2 separate regions of the Homo sapiens genome follow, and region 2 is linked to region 1. The links are chromatin loops, found by intact Hi-C in ENCODE. Cell type or tissue: Calu3. All regions are shown on one strand. Each heading gives the region's core, and the rest is flanking DNA. Links, peaks and the distances in the headings are about the cores only.

The links. Hi-C counts contacts between places; a loop is a spot of excess contacts. Peaks named below come from ENCODE experiments on the same cell type or tissue, not always from the same donor. Only the 100,000 strongest peaks of a DNase experiment are listed, where the experiment ranks them.
Region 2: it touches region 1 in a loop (2.2-fold over the local background); 3 of 110 quality-filtered maps call a loop at or near these places.

The regions. Positions count from the first base shown.
Region 1 is chr2:191,875,304-191,880,694 of GRCh38, forward strand. The region is part of intron 1 of CAVIN2-AS1 (CAVIN2 and TMEFF2 antisense RNA 1); the gene reads left to right. It also overlaps the pseudogene DNAJB1P1. Among named protein-coding and RNA genes, the nearest start is that of CAVIN2, 31 kb to the left of the region's middle. In Calu3, for the core only: no CTCF peak of the experiment used is centred there; no DNase peak of the experiment used is centred there.
Region 2 is chr2:191,925,460-191,930,850 of GRCh38, forward strand. The region is part of intron 1 of CAVIN2-AS1 (CAVIN2 and TMEFF2 antisense RNA 1); the gene reads left to right. Among named protein-coding and RNA genes, the nearest start is that of CAVIN2, 81 kb to the left of the region's middle. In Calu3, for the core only: no CTCF peak of the experiment used is centred there; a DNase peak (open chromatin) is centred at 2,032.

The DNA.
Region 1 (5,391 bases), core at 258-5,257:
ACAGGATGCTTGGAATATAAGAGTAGCATGTACTCTGACCTTGGGGAGCCATAGGGGTCTTCAGACAGATCAAGAAGCATCACAAGGAACGGGTCTTTGAAACTAATATATTTCCACAACATTTTGAGGGTGATGATGATTTAGATAATTCCCCTGCCAGGTAGAGAATGAGTGACGCCATTGCAGTGGCTTTGTGGAGAGGTTGGGTCATGATCCTCACGTTGAGGAGTAAGTTGGGCGCTAGGTGCTCCTGAGAAAGCAGCTGTTCCATGTGGTTGAAGCAGAGAGGCAGGGTGGAGGCAAGGTAAAGAGCAGGACTGTAGACTCAGGTTGTCAGAGGCCCATCCTGGCTCTGCCACTCAGCTTGAAATTGTGGAAATCACTTTACCTCTCTCTATTTTAGTTTCTCATTTGTGAAGTGGGTAATAGCACCCATAAGCATTGTTCTGAGGATTAAATGAGCTCATCGTGTAATGCACACATGCATTACATGTATGTAATGTGGATGTATGTAACAGGACATGTGTATGTAGTAGGCACAGTGACTGAGCAGACTAAGACCTTGATATAAATGTTGTGAAATAAATAAAATAAACTTCTTGGGAAAGTTATGAGGGCAGGAAAGGAAGAACCAGGCACATGAGGTCTCCAGAGACCTACAAGGGCCTTAAATGGAGAATTCTGGGTTAGGAAAAGTAGAAAAAAAAATTAGTCCTTAGAAGACTCTGTTGGCTGCAACCAAAGTTTACATTCACTTGACAGAGTGATATAAAACTGTGATTATTGGAATGAAGTGACCTCTGTCTGAGTGTGGAGCATGGATGGGAACGACAATGGTAAAGCTGAGGACAGTGAGAGGGAGAGCTGGGGAGGCCATTTCTTATTTCTCTCTTTACACCCCCGATTTGCTCATGTGTTTTTAGGACACCTCAGATTCCTTTTGAAAGTAGGAGATAAAATACTTTTTTGTTAAGTAAAAAAGAAGTCCAGGTAATAAATAAAACAAGGAAATCCTGGGCAAAGGGATCATGGGCTGAAGAGGAGGAACACTGAGGTAATACTAATGCTTAGGCTGTACACTGACCAAGTGTTGGAGTGCAGCACACACCTCATCTGCAGGTATTGGGCTCAAGGAAAGGGAGTTATAGACAAATTCACCATAGTGGTAGATGAGCAGAGACTCTGAATACATCTGTGAAAACATTTTACTTTTCCTTTAAGTAGAGATGTTTTCAAAATAGTGGGTGATATGATGATATGAGATTAGATGGAAACAGAAAAGAGGAAAGGGGAGTACATGAAGAATTATTTTAATGTTGGGATGGCTTTGTCCACTGCAGCGAACATCCAGAGATGCAGTGACTACCATCTGCCACTGAAAAAGAACCATTGATGGAAGTACTATTTTCAATGATAACTCCTGGTAGCAGTAAAAACATGGTTTTAAATTAAATTTGGAATTTTCCTCCTCAATGCTGCTTCTTCAAAGACAAATGAGCCTCTTACAGTATGTCTAGTTAAATAAAATAATGGATGTGAAAGGCTTTACAAAACATTAATGTGCTATATAAATGGAATGTGTTATCATTGTGTACTGTGTACTAAAAAACATGCAGTAAAAAGATATTATTTTTGTAGACTAAATAGTCAAATATGGGCTGCATGACAGCACTGTGAAGTGAAGTCATAATTGATGAACGACTGTGCCCAGGGAGGGTTGATTTATGTGTGGATGCTAACCTGGAAGAATACTTCTGGTGCAATGTTAAAGGGTGTTTGTCTTGTTTTCTTTCTTTGCCCTTTTCTCACTTAAAGGTTTTCCAGTCAGTTGATGGCATACTTATCAAATTTAATGATAAGACTAGTATGGGGTAGGAAACTAACATATATCAACTTTAGAAAGTATATTGCTATATGAATAAACCAAGCTCAGATAGGCTAGTAACTTGCCCGAGACCACTCATTTAATAGTAGATGGTATTATGTGAGTAACCTAAGACTAGTAACTTGCCCAGTAGAGTGGCAGAGAGCTGGAATTTGAAACTAGGCAACCTGAGTCTAGAGAATGTACATCTAAACCACTTTGCTTAATTATTGATTCATTTACTTAACAAACAAACCGCTCACACTTACATGAGAGACTGATCTGAGCATTATACAACTGTTACTCACTCCTTGTAACAACCCTATGGGGTAGATACTATTATTATTTTCATTTCATTATGGCTTAGAAACTGAGGCACAAGGAAGTTAAATACTCTCCCCAAGGTCACGCAGTTAGTAAGCAGATTGAAACATAGGCAGTCGAGCTGGGGAGTCCATTCCTCTGACCATCATGTTATGCCACCTCTGCTCTATGCTGTGCTCCTTTCAATAATGTGCCCAGCTTCACACAGGTGATCCTGCCCTCTCCTTATACCCTGGGAACCAGGGAGTCTTTGAGGTTTCAAAGGAAGCAGTGAGCATCTATGATTCCGTTGATGCTCTTTTGACCTACCTTGGAGCATCCATGCCTAAAGACATCTTTTGTGATGCCACCAATTCAATCCTAGACTCTTAAATCCTCATCTTTGGTTCTTACTGCCAGATAGCATTCCCCCCTGCATAAAATACATCCTTATTCTCATTACATCTCCCCATAAAACTTTCATCAATTTGAAAATTGTAAAACGCATTCCTTTTTATGCAGACATTTAATCTATGGTTAAATGACAATTGCGCAATATATCCTCCTGCATACCCAAATACCATCCCAACTTGGCACTTTGAAAATAAATTGGCATAGGTTTCGAGGAAATAGAATATTCTCAACCATAGACTTTAGAGGATGCTTATCTGTAAAACAAATTACAGGGCACACTTTGGCTTGATCAACACATCGTACTTAAGAGAGGTTTCAGATAGAACCACCAGCTTAGCAAATGTGATTTGAATTTGTCTGTGGACAAGACACTATGTTCCTTTCTTATGTGAATGGATGAAACCAGAGCTTTCAACCTCTCAGCCTTTCAAACTCTCACTTTCAGAAACACTGAAGTTTAACATATAAAGGTGTTGTTTTTGCTTCACACTCAAATGTTAGATTTTCTGATTTCTTTTGATTGGCTCCAGGTGATGTTAAGTGCAATGAAGAAAATTATCAAAATCAATCTATCTTCAAAGACTTTCTTTGAAATTATAGGATCTGAATCAAAAGGTAAAATAACAGTATTTTTATTCAAAGTTCTCTTCCATGATTTTCATAGCTCTTGCTCTACTAAGGAGCAAGTAAAATTGGTAAAATAGATTTTTTTTCCCTCTTGAAAGGTGATTGTTAGGGCCTTGATATTTTCCAAAGAAATTCAGTATTTCTTAAGCAATCTGACTCTTGCTTACTGGATTTTTAAAGGATTTAATTACCAACTTCAACACATCAGCAAAGTGACTTACATTACGTATTAACAGTAAATGTAGTGCATGAATCATAGCCAAAGAATGCAGCTAACACTGGGAAACATAATACATAACCAACTATAGTCATTAAAAAGTTGAAGTATTAAAGCCTGTCACCAGAGAACTTCCAAGCACTGGAAGACCAATGGTCCTGATCAAAAGTCAAATCCAGTAGAAAACTAGCATATTCTAGGAAGCAAAACAAAATCCAGAGTAATCAAAAATATAATGCTGAAGGTAATGGTTAGTCTTGCTACACAAAATGTGATTGGCAGACTGACAACATTGACTTTTACCCACGAGTTTATTAAAAATGCAGAATTTTAGGCCACACCCCAGACCCTCTGAAGCAGAATCTAATTTTTAGCAGGATCTTCAGGTGATTCATAGGCACATTAAAATTTGGAAAGCACCACTTTAAAGTATTTTTGTTAATGGTATTATGTGAATAATTGTTGTTTTCCAAAAACAGTGTCATACTCAGAGGTAATGGTCATCCTTATTTTACAATGGGGCTATCATCTTATAGTGGGAAAAAATTCTCATACTCTATTGCTTAGGAAAGATAATAACTGATATAGAATTATTTTTCCTGAAGGAGGAAAAGCAGTTATAGGGGAAGGAATAGCAGCTCATCACTTTTAGTAACAACAAATGCCAGCTTGACCTGCATTGTTATTTCACCTTGCACTTCTCATCACATTATGCTGGTGGATTCTTCTCCTTCCTTTCTTATTTTTGAGTCAGAGAAGGAAACTGACCTAGAGGTTGCTGTAGGCATTTAGAAATATGGTTTTCTTTATCAATTCTATTCGATCTGCTGCAGCAGTTCTTACCTGAGTGATTTTAAGAGTTTATCAGTCATGTGACTGTTGAGATACCCAAGCCATCATGCAAGTACCTCTCCCATGACATGATAACTTGTGTTAATAATAAAATGAAGCTGTGATAGGAGATGTGAAACATATAGAAATCAGAGTGGTACCATGAAGGCGTGAGGGAGAAGATGAGGGAGCCAGGACTAAGTGAGGAGAACTGTATCCCTAAGTCACCTGGAAGGTTGTGGAGCAAACAGATCATTAGGCAGCACTAGTGATGGGGAGAAAATGGTCATCAGTCACTCCCTGTTCTTTCTTTGCTGCCTAAAAGCACAGATAATGCCACACATTTTCTTATCTAAGGTCTTGGAGAAGGTTTATGGCAAATTTACCAGGAAAGAAGAAAAGAAGTGGCTTTTTTTTTTTTTTTTTTAATTAAGGCTTAGCATCAGTCTTTAATGCTGTCATGCAGCATTGACAAGTCACACACTTTGGTCTCATGTTGGCAGTGGCAACTTACAGTAAGTCTAAAGGTCTGAGCACCAGACTGGCCTCCAGGGAACAGACATTTGTTCCAACTCCCCCTCCCTCCCCAAGATTTCTTCAGAATTCCATTATGGCCCTATACAAAGAGCAGTGGCTGCTGGGGACAGGTTTTATTTGAGTGTACATCAACTATACATGGAATTATAAAAACATATTTATAGATGTTCCACAGTGCTCCTGTAATCAGAAGCAAAGACCCATTTATGAAAAGGGATTATATCTAGGGCTGTGCAAAATTCAAAAGGATCATATCCCTTTGAAAGAGTCCATAGTCCATGAAACAAAAAATTACCTGGGCCACTGGTAAGCCCCAGGTGTGCCAAGATTGCCTTACAGAAATGGAAAGAGTGTGACCCACAAAGTGAGGACATTCAGCTTCACTAGAGCCAGAGGTCAGGAGGGCCCCTTGATGGGTCCAGGCTCCCAGACTCTCAAGAGAGAGGTGGCTGCACTTGCTGGAGTCACTCACTGGAGGCTGGCTCCCTTGGTGCTGCTGGAAAAAGGGGTATTGCTTGTGGGCACCAGCCAGGCAGTTCTGCAGGAATAGTTTAGGTTCTCAATTTGAGATGGCCAAAGAGAAGACAGAATTCTTCAG
Region 2 (5,391 bases), core at 63-5,062, 50 kb after region 1:
TGAGCTGAGATCGCACCACTGTACTCCAGCCTGGGCAACTGAGCAAGACTCAACTTTAAAAAAAAAAAAAAAAAAGAAGTCAATACTGTGAATAACACATTAAAATAATAATATCTTATTGAAATATCATCTTTTAGGATGAGTAAAGGATTTAGCCAACTAATGTTCATAAAATTATTGCTAATTGTTCTTAGGGAAAAACTAAAGAAAATAATTTATTAATGCTAATTTTCTAGTCAATGATGAGTTAAACTCTTTGTATACAAATAATATAACAAAACAAATATTTGGAACTTTTAATGGACACTTTTTGTTACATGAGTTGTAGTTGATTGTCTCTTCATAGTAAAGTTATGGTTTGTGATACTGAACTATGCAACTAAAAGTTTGGTGTCATAGTTAATGTTCAATTATAGTGAAGGAGAAAAGTGACACCAATATATCAAAGATGAAGCTAATCCAATACGTGTACACTAGAGTTGTCCATGTAGCTTACTATTCCAACTCTGAGGGGTACCAAGAAATATTGTAGTATTTTTGATCTTATTAGTTTCTTCTCTACAAAAAAGTGGATTTGTTATTCTAAGTATCTACCAGTGATCTTTAATAACTTGGACATAAATGTATGGAAACTTTACTTTCCATGCCTTTGTACTTTTAGTTGCAACACTTTCTTGGGGGTAACATCTTTTTAAAGTTTACTCACACCGTATAGTGTTTTATTAATTTAGTTTGAGAACTAAAGAGGTAACATTTCAAGAAGTCCTTAGTTCTAGGAACTGGTAAATGAAGCCACATTCAGTCATTTTGTATGCTTTTTTTACTCAATAAATATTGATCTTAATATATCACCTAAGCTTTGTGTTTCTCAGCTTAGAAGTTTTAATTGTTTGAGTCTATCTTGATACAGAGTCTAGTCAACCTCTCTAATGATTCTACATGCTGCTCTCTATACTTCATTCAGTTTAGTTGTACTGTCATTGAGATGTGAATTCATCCAGGAAAAGCAGATACTTTGCTGCCTCAGACATATCTAATTTTAAAAATGTTTTATTTCCAAAACCCTTTCCTAGGGGTGCCCAGCATTGTGTTTCTCCTTAACTACAGAAGCAAAGTAAGCTGATTTTAGGAAAAATTGTTTCTAGTTCTTTCTAAACATTGGTTTAGACTTTTAGTAATTGATAAGATCTCATATCTTACACATATATGTCTATATCACTGTTCTCTAAGGTTAATCCTTTAACAATGGCACATGTTAAAGATCATACACCAGTTTTCTTTCTACTTAGGCAGTGTTGGAAGTGTTGATGTTGTAGTTGTTTGTATTTTATTTTCCCTGTAAGCTCAGACAGTTCACTACTGAAGTGAGTTTCATATCACCTACAAACTTGAAACCCACTGTGTGTGTGTGTGTGTGTGTGTGTGTAAAATGTTGGTGTGAAACTTTGTCAAAATGTTTCGAAAGTCTAAATAAATAGCACTCAGTGGTTTCCCTTTGGACATATGCTTATTTCTATATTCCCTTCTTGATTAATTTTTAGCTTTATTATGGAGGTTTTCAAACACACAAAAGTGGAGAGAAAAGGTTATAAACTACTGTGTACCCATCTTAGCAACATGTTGCTTTCTTTTTTGTTGTTGTTATATCTATCCTTTTCCCTCAGTTCTTTTTTCTAGGAATATTTTAAGGTGAATCCTGAATACCATATAATTTCATCCATACATACATCTATCTGATAACAGAAAAGTACTCTTTAAGAAATTCAACAGAATTTCCATAACTTCTTAGTATCTGGTCCAAGTCATCTAAATTGTCTCTCAAAGGTTATTAGCCAAGACTCCTCAATATATAAACCGTAACTCTCATGGATATTGCATCTGTAACTTTTATGGAGATGCCATTATCATATCAAGATTAGAAATCAGATTGAGAGCCTTTTGTTTCCAGAATCTCCTCTGGAGTCCTTCTTATGGGTGTGAGTCACACTGGCAAGCTGCCATTCTTCTCACATAGTAGTGGTTATTAACAACAGGTCACACATTTTGGCCACCGGTTCCATATTTTACCCTTGAGTTCCTTTAGCAGTCTTGGGTGAATGCCATCTGGGCCTGGTGATTTATTTACATTTCGTTTGCCACTTGGGTCTGGGAAAGTCCTGTTTTCCACTGTTTGTTCCAATTCCTCTGACCTGACGGCTTTAAAGCAAGATGCAAGTGAGACTCTTTTCTAAAGTCTTCTTCAGTAAAGACTGAAGCAAACAATTCATCGATCCTTCCTGCTATCACCTTTTCATCCCTGAATGGCCTTTGCATTTTCTAGCTGGCTTCCTGACTTTGTTATACTTAAAGGGGTTTGCATTTTTGCTTTGGACTCCCCTGTGAGGTGCTCTATTGATTTCTTCATGGACCATTTGTTTTTAGTTTGCTTCTGACCTGCTCTACATTCCTTTTCTTTGAGAGTAGCAAGTTTTACATTTAAAAATATTTGTATGGCCTTTTCGTGTTACCAACTTGGCATTTGAGGCTCTTGTTGAAGAGCTCTCTGTTCTGATTGTAGCTCACATTTCTCCTGGTCTCCCAATGAGGTGTTTTAATGTGGTCTCTATGGGGTACTTGTTTATTTTGAAAACGTTTCCTACCCATATGTGTACTTTTCTCTTCCTTTCCCTTTCACGAATTGCAAAATCACAAGATGGAAATGGAACTTGAGGCTTTCCCTGTCCCACTTGAATGTCTGGCTCATAAGTGTAATTGCTGTTAATGAGTGGTTCTCCCACAAGCTACTTCTGGCTTTATTTCACAATCCACTCCTGAGAATCATAGGATCCATGTCTAGTTTTGGGAGGTGCTATCCAACTTCCTTCTGTAGCCACAGACCAGCCTTGTGGGCAGTTGTTAAGGCTAGCGTTTCCATACTTGCATTTAACTGACTGGACAAGGGGGAGAAGTGAGTGGTAACTTGTTCAAAATTTAGGAAGAGCCAACTCGAGATTCATCATTTTATCATTTGGTTTATTACTTACAACATGGATAATATGCCACAGATAATTAAGGTTTGATCTTACATGTTGGTTAGATGATATAGAGCATCAGAGTCTAAGAGAAATGTATTGTGCATTACATGCCCAACTTAAAATTTTCTGGTTACCATATTCTGAAAAGTAAAAAGCAACAGGTGAAATTTTCAATGATATATTTTATTTAACCCCAGTAGTTAAAATGTAATGATCTTAACATGTAATCAATATATACATTATTAATACGATTTTTATATGTTTTATACTAAATCTTTGAAATCCAGTGTGTACTTTCTATTTACAGCACATTTCAATTAGAACCAGCCATATGTCAAGTACTTAGTAGCCACATTTGAAAGTGTCTATCATATTGGACAGTGTAGCCTTTGAGAGGGTTATATAGGGTCCTCCTCAGAAAACAGTCTTTTATTCATGAATTCTACAGAAATCATTCAGAATTCACACACACACACACACACACACACCCACACACCATTTTACTTACATCTGTGATAGCCCATCAGAGTAACAAACTCTGAAGGAGGCATTTTACCTGACAAGAACAAAGTTGATGAATATATTTAACTGTATTACTCTAATGTACTTGGTATATCTCCTCTAATTAAAATAAGATTATCTTACAACTTATGAAATGAAGATCTGGCATAATAGACTTAGAATATGATGAAAATGTTTTCATTAACTGCAAAGATACCCTGCAAGGCACGGCATTTTATCTCAAGTCCCCGATAACATTAATATACCCTTTTAATCTCTGAAGCATTTAAGACTTAATAGGAACTCCTTAAAGAATGACAGAATTGTAAGACTTTACAAGGTTGCTTTAATTGGAAAGTCCTTACAGCCCTCCATGATTTTGAACAAGTATAAAATAAAATTCTTCATTGGTGGAATGTACGAGTATAGTCTTGTTTACTCTGCGCAAAACTCAAAAGCCAGACGTGGGGGTGGGTGTAAAAGAAAGGAAAGTAGGGGTTAATGGTGTTTTCCGGTGATTGTCCTTAGCTTCAGTTATAGCATGTGACTTGGCTGCTCTTCCTGCTAGGGGCTGTGTGTACATAAGTTGGGAACTCAGTGCATGTGGTTTGGGAATTTTATCATCACTCTACAAAGCAATTTTTGAGAAAACTGCAGTTACTAGATCTCTACCTTCTTTCACATCATTTTTTTGCATGTGTGTATTTATTTGTTGCTTTTCTCTAATAGATGAGCTATGTACACAGATAGTAAATATTATTTTGTTATCTGCATTACTGCAGATCCCATTTGCCATTCAAATTACAGAATGCAATATTGGGGATTCCATTGAGTGCTTTATCCCATTACCCACACTTGATGTTGAATAGATAGATATAGCAATATTCTACTGAGGATTGGGACAACTGGAGTTTATTTCTCCCCTTTCCAATTGGTAATACCGGCCAGGCACAGTGGCTCCTGCCTGTAATCCCAGCACTTGGGAGGCTGAGGTAGGCGGATCACTTGAGGCCAGGAGTTCGAGAACAGCCAGGCAGAGGTTGCAGTGAGTTGAGATCAGGCCACTGCACTCCAGCCTGGGTGATGGAGTGCAATTCTCTCTCAGGAAAAAAAAATACCCACTTTGGGTGACTCAATATTTATTTTGTTTTGTCTTACTTTTATAGCTATTCTAATGGAACAGCTTAGAGCTCATTAGGGAAAAGTTGCTACATTAATCTGAGAGACCAATATGGTAATACCTCGTTACACTAGTGAGAAAATGATATTCTTTGGAATTGTCTCAAGTACGTGTTCCCTTTTGACATGATAACACTATTAGCCTGTAATGTTTTGTCCTGTAACTTTTGGTCTACACAAAACTTTTAGTGAACAATCTATATGCCCTTCTGACCCTCCACTCTGCTAGATCCAATATGACTTTTCAAAGGAAATAAACAAGAGTCCTGAGATAAAGACGCTAACATCTGCTTGCATTAAATGAGATAGGAGGGAGGAGGAGGAAAGTTGAATAAAGCATATTGGAAGAGCTCCTTACATAGTGGGCCTCCAGCTTTAGTGGATGAACATAGAAGCAACTGTGGGAGTTCAGCCCCACCCTTGGAGAGTTTCATTCAGTATACTTGATCAAATGAATCTGAAATTTAACTCATGCTCTGGATGGTTATGAAGTCAGTGATATGGACACTTCAGTTGGGAAACATTGCCAGGATCAGCAGAAAGACCACAAGATCCCTTTATTTTATACCGATTCCTGGGCTCTAGCAGCTGACCAGTGTAGAGGGTTTTATTTCTTTGTCTTGCTTCAATTCTCTTAGACTTTGACTTACTGACTATATAGCTTCTCATCCATTTTGTGGAGTCTCTGGTGGAACAA